Linked DNA regions of Homo sapiens: region 1 is linked to region 2. The links are chromatin contacts, found by Hi-C in ENCODE. All regions are on one chromosome and are shown on one strand. The core of a region is the stretch at or near the end of the contact, and the rest is flanking DNA. Distances in the headings are between cores, read along the strand shown.

The links. A loop is a pair of places that touch in the nucleus more often than their neighbours do. Pooled maps may share reads with other maps.
Region 1: a loop to region 2 is called in a map with no recorded cell type, with 4 times the contacts of the local background. The contact joins the promoter of HFM1 here to the promoter of LINC02609 in region 2. A Hi-C loop is called at or near these places in 1 of 37 single-sample maps with no recorded cell type and 6 of 50 pooled maps.

Annotation. Positions count from the first base shown.
Region 1 is chr1:91,403,402-91,406,456 of GRCh38, reverse strand. HFM1 (helicase for meiosis 1) reads left to right here and starts at 1,620. Exons shown (of 39, transcript NM_001017975.6): 1 at 1,620-1,659. RefSeq lists a silencer at 1,646-2,025.
Region 2 is chr1:90,850,193-90,853,116 of GRCh38, reverse strand. It overlaps LINC02609 (long intergenic non-protein coding RNA 2609), which reads left to right and starts at 1,479. Exons shown (of 3, transcript NR_135038.1): 1 at 1,479-1,634. It overlaps LINC01763 (long intergenic non-protein coding RNA 1763), which reads right to left and starts at 1,358. Exons shown (of 2, transcript NR_146610.1): 1 at 838-1,358. RefSeq lists silencers at 1,341-1,740, 2,031-2,150 and an enhancer at 1,934-2,434.

The sequences.
Region 1 (3,055 bases), core at 371-2,870, 550 kb before region 2:
AGATTCCACATGCATTCTTGAATAAATGAGTGAGTGAATGAATGAATGTTTTTGTTTATGAACATGGTGGCCATTTGCTACTGTGTGCTTTGACAGTAAGACTCCCCTGTACCTGCCTGTTGCTGAATTCTACAATTCTATCACTCAAACCCTATCTTAGTTCAAGCTGCTATAACAAATTACCATAGGCTGGGTGGCTTAAACAACAAACATTTGTCACAATTTTGGTGCCTGAGAAGTCCAAGATCACAGTGCAGGCAGATCCGGTATTTGGCGAGGGCCTCCTTCCTGGCTTGCAGATACCGTCCTCCTGTATCCTCACATGGTAGGAAAAGAGCGAGCTAACTCTCTGGCCTCTTAAAAGGGCACAATCCTACTCATGAAGGCTCTACCCTTTTGAGTTAATTACCTCACAAAAGTCCCACGTTCAAATATCATCACATCGGGGGTTAGAATTCAATGTATGAATTTCAACACATTGAGGGGTTCACTATAACAAATGCACTGTTTCGTTATTTTCCTCTATGCAGTCTATGGAAAGTAACTTTCCTCTCCAGTATTTTTGAGAGGAATGATAATTCAACCTTTCTATTAAGAATAGTTTATGCAGTCAAAATGTTATTTTCTCCAAGAGACAAAGACTTGTTATTTTATCAGTATCCAAATAACTGGCTCACCCAATTACTGGAATAATTTTACATTTCAGAGAAGGTGAAAGAAATTAATATTCATGAGCATTTACTGTGTGGTAGGACTACTGCAAATATTATTTTATTTAACCCTTGCAGCAGTATCTAGGAGTTAGAGCTTATGAGTATCACTGAGGATGCAGAATTAAGACTTAAAGGTTGGGTCTTTTCCAAGGTCATATAGCTAATGAACAGTAGAACTGCAAGAAAAAAGAGAACAGGAATAGGGCAGTCAGACAGCAGTAGGTTGGCCCTAGATGTCACAGGTGGGGGTTTCCAAAGGAAAGATAAATGTCTCTGTAAGAAAAGCATCATTGATTCGTTGCTATTTTATCATCTACAAAACATTCCCTGCCAAATCTTCAGAGGACAATTCTAAAGAAACTTAAAAGGATAATTTATAGTTTGTTCATGTTTACAGCCTAAGAACACATTATTGCCCTGTTTTTATAAATTCATGTTGGCTAAACACATTTAAATATCATTGTGTTTTAGAATATTTATTTCTGAAATTTAACTTTATTTCTGAATCAAGTTCCCCAGTAATACCGACCTCATGAGTGCCACTGTGATATTTTATAAATAATATAGGTAAAACACTTTTTAGGTACGAAGAGACCGGAAGTCCCAGAGCTGAGGCCTGGCTAACTTTGATGAGAAAGGCAGGTTGGGGTATGTTTGTGGAGTGGTGGTTGTGGGGGTAGAGAAGCAGGTTAGCTTAGGGAAAGGGTACCATTTAGTAGACCCTTAGAACCCAGGATTAGGAGCTGTATTTAAAGAGAATAGACACAGTAAACTGCAAGAGATATATTCAAAACCAGTTATAAACTTTCGGAGAAAAAAAGGTAGGAAGGGAGAGGTTGGGGGCTTGGGCGATCCATTGCTTGGAGCTCGGCTTAGCCAGGCTTGGCGGTCCTCAGAGGGGCTGATAAATCGGCGCTCGACTGGCCTAGGAGCTGTCCGCAGGGAGGTGAGGAGAGGGGCCCGGACGCCCGCGGGGAAGGTGGGGACGGGGGCCCGACGCCCGCGGGGAAGTGGGGACCCAGCCGAGCCGTCCGGGCAGCGGTCGATCTCTAGAGCCGTCTGCCGGGCAGGCAGCGGACGGGCGCGGCGAGTTGTTGGTCACCAGGCGTCTCCAGGCCGCCGGCCCGCGCCAGCGCCTCAGCCGCATTTCCAGTCAGAAAGCGGTGAGGCCTGCGGCGCGCTCGGGCGCAGGGCGGGCCCAGCTCCCCGCGAGGTGGGACCGGCTGGGCGTCCGGCCCGCCCCTAAAGTCGGCTGATTGGTGTTCGGTTCCTGTGTCTTGTGTTCCGGTGTGTGGCGCCCCCTGAGCGAGCGCTGGGGGGGACGTACCCATCTGTCTGAGCCGCGGGTTTCACAGCGGTGGGAGGAAACGGGACCCGGGGGGTGGAGTGACGCGCCCCAGCGCCCCGTTCTTGTGCCACTCTCGGGGCCCTAAGGCCTCTGCCTTGGATTTAGGATATTCTCCTTAGGAAATCCACAGAGCTGTTATTTTGCTTTAGGTGCTGATTCGGTCCCCAGCCGGACCCTTCCAGCCAGCCCTGTTGGTGCCTGGGGAGAGGGGGTGAGATCTGGGGCTCCGACAATTGTATGGTCCTTTCCCAGGCCGAGCCTCGGAGTAATTTGTTCCCGTTGATTTTTCCTTCTTTGTCAGATTCTCTGCAGTTATTTGTGACGGTCGGTTATTCCCGTAAATGTTGGTCCCTACTTCTTCCTTAACTCACAAAAATTTCTAGCAAATCAATAATTTTTATCTGAGTTTCTGTACTTTTAAAATAAGGAGTATGTTTCTGAGTAAAAATTGTAAGAAGTAATAGGCCTGCAATTTTATACAATAAGTTTATACAATAATTGTATACAATAATTTTATACAATAAGTAAAGATTACAGAAGACAAAATGGTGAATTGTCATTAATATAACTAAAGATTAATTGTATCTAGTTGTATTAATATTTAACTAGAGATTGTCATTAATATAACTAGAGAAGGTCGGCACCGCAAATTATGTAGACTCAAAAATAGCTTAAGTATTTTAACAGTGATTATAGCAGAGCAGACACTTAAAACTACCTGGGATGATATTGTTTATTGTGTTTGGCAATCTAATTTTGTGCCACGTGCTGAAACTAAAACTTTAATAATAAATAATAGGAACTTAAAAAATCTGAATCTAAACCTAGAACTTTAATTAATTTAAAATAGCATCCCCTCACATCACAAACTCATACTGAACTGTAGCAAGGTCCCTTTTAGGACCTGTGTTTCTTTTTTAAAAAAAGATTTACATAATGAAAGTGCCAAATTCATCATCTTTTAGAACCTTCATGATTTTATTTACATAAATCC
Region 2 (2,924 bases), core at 230-2,729:
GGCAAAAGGAATATCACTTGGATGCAAACTAGAACCCTTCTAAAAAATGATTGATAGGTGGTTCATGGATGACTATCTGATGAAAGTTTGTAAGGGGAAAAACTCAGAAGTTCCAGATGTATATTCCTGACCACTGAGAAGGAAAATAACAATGTCTCCATGGCCTGGTCCAGTCAAAATAGCTACCAGGCTGAATCAGTATTTTTTTTTTTTTTTTTTTTTTTGAGACAGAGTCTCACTCTGTCACCCAGGCTGGAGTGCAGTGCAGTGGCATGATCTCAGCTCACTGCAACCTCCATCTCCCCCGCTCAAGAGATTCTCCTGCCCCAGCCTCCCGAATATCTGGGATCACAGGCATGCACCACCATGCCCGGCTACTCTTTTATATTTTTAGTAGAGACGGGGTTTCACCATGTTGACCAGGCTGGTCTTGAACTCCTGACCTCAAGTGATCCGCCCGCCTTGGCCTCCCAAAGTGCTGGGATTACAGGCGTGAGCCACGGCGCCTGGCCTAAATCGCCCTTTCTTATTACTTTCTTAGAACTTTGGGCTATCTCATTTATGAATGATGGAAGAGTTCTGCTGAGGATTTCAATTCAGAAAGCAGGGTTCTCTCTGTGGGTAAACTTCATATCACCCAGACATAATTTCTACCGAACATCATCAATTAAATAACAAGAGAGGAGGTCAACACCTTGAGACCTGAGGAAGAAGAAAAAATACTTATCATTAAGTGTAGGATGCAAACATTCTATTAGAAGCTTAGAAGCAAAGAGTAAGATATTATTTTCGTGGATACAAGAGAAGACAGAGAAAGACAGAGGGAGCGGCCCTTACGACTGATTTGTGTTTACACAATAAGGAAATCTCTCCTCTGGGGTCTCTCCGTAGTTCACAGGGACCCTGCTTCCAGGGGCACGCGTGGCGAAGAGAGTCCGTCCAGAGCTCCAGCCCTCACTGCACTTCCCAGGTGCCAAGACAAAACATCACTGGGTGGGGAGAGAACTGTCATGAGGATTATTCCCCCGCCACACAATGCTGAGCTTCTCTCCCTCTCTTTTTGAAGAAGTGCGTTTATGACTGATCGCTCAACACCTTGTTGGTTCTGATTGCAGAAAACACACCTTATAAATATATGATAACCATCCTGTAATAGAGAGTGTGACAATTTACTTCACAGTGCGTTTCGGGCTGCTAATTGATCGTTTCAGTCCAGGGACGATTTGGAATAAATTATAGCCATCAAAAGGATATCACAGCTCATTTTGGTGGAAGGGTTTCCACGTCGCTTCGCGTTCGTCTCCCGGAGAGAGCAGATTGCACCCGGCGGGCGTTGAGGAGCGGAGGGAGGGGGCAGGGGAAAAGGAGGCCAGCGGGGCGGGGATGGGCCGAAGGGCGGGGCCGGGGGGCGGGGCAGCGTCTCCCGCGGCGGCTGCAGGTCCGCCGCCGGACGGTAGAGGCCTCCCTTCCGAGGAGGCGGTGCTGGGGCGGGCGCAGGACTGCAGGCTGGGGCTCCGCTCCCCGGCGGGAGCCCGCGCGTGGTTCCCAGCGAAGTCCCCGCGCGGCTGGGCCCAGCGTGAGTATTCTCCGCCCGCTGTCCTCCCCCTGGAGGCGGCAGCGCCCGTTTATTTGAGGTGAGAGTCTCCCTCGGGCAGAGGGCCCTGCTTGGGGCGGGGGTGCTTGCGTGCGCGGGGTCTCACCTCCTGCCCGAGGCTTCCCCTCAGTGGGGCTGCTCCGCAGGGCAGACGCGGTGACCCAGGGCGCTGCGTTCTGCGCTCCTGGAGCTGGAGGTAGCGAGGCGTGGAGGCGCCGTGGCCCCGTTGGGGGCTTTGTGTGCACTTGGGGCTCGTGACTCGGATAGCTCTGGTTCCCACGTTGCAGTTGGGGAGGAGGCTAGTGGAGAGACCCAGTCTGGAGGGAGCTGTGCCCACCGCAAACCCCAGGAGAGGGCGTGGAGAGGGCCGGCCCGCCGGGACGGCGCAGCCAGGCGATGCCGGGGTCGCCCGGGGGTCGCTAGGGCAGCGGGTGACGCGCTGTGGAGCGCGGCGAGAACGACGGCCTCTGACCCCGGAGCGCTCGCCAAGGCCACGCCGAGGTGGCTGGACCCTGCCCCTCCCCGCTGCCGGCCTGGGCCCCAGCCTGCCTCAGAGACTTCGATTTCAGTTTCCAGCAAAAGTGTGTGCCATTGTGTGGTGGTCGTGGAGGAGGGAGACCCACGCGCCTGTCTATCGCTGGATGGGATTGGAATTTGAAGAAAAAATGTCCCTACTCCTGTTGCGGGTTCTTGCCTATCTGGCCGCCTCCAGTCCCGCCCACGAGACCTCCAGCTTTCATTTTCTTCCTGAACTAAAGCCCGAGGACTGAGGCCCTTCACGCGTAGCGTAGCCCCCACCCCCGGTGCCCAAAGCCGGCCATCGCACGGCGGTTCTTAGCTTTTTAGTCTCTGTCACGCTAATACATGCTGTTAGTCCAGGTCAGGGATGGTTCCATGCAGGCGATTTTGACAGCAGTCATCATACCAAGCTATTAGGAAGCGTGATGTCAGTGCGTTCTGGAAGGACAGATAATTTATAAACCAGTTCTTGACATGGTATCTTACAAGGAAACATCTGAAGCCATCAGTAAAAGAGGCATTTTAATTCACACACTAAAAATATTTTGTGTTTAGTTAACATCGTGCAAATGTTGAAAGAGGTAGTAGCATTTATCATTTTGTAGGTATTTATCAAGGTACTCAAAAAAGTCCCTATAGGAAGGAGGAGGTTTTTGTCTTATTTCCATTCTGACATAAACTGAGGAACAGAGATGTTATGTAACCAAATAGTCCAAGTAAGTTAGTGAGAGAGCTCTATTTATGTGACCAAACATTTTCTAAAACTGGAATAATAGGAAAAATCAAGTCCAAATTTAAGCAGATGCTTTAG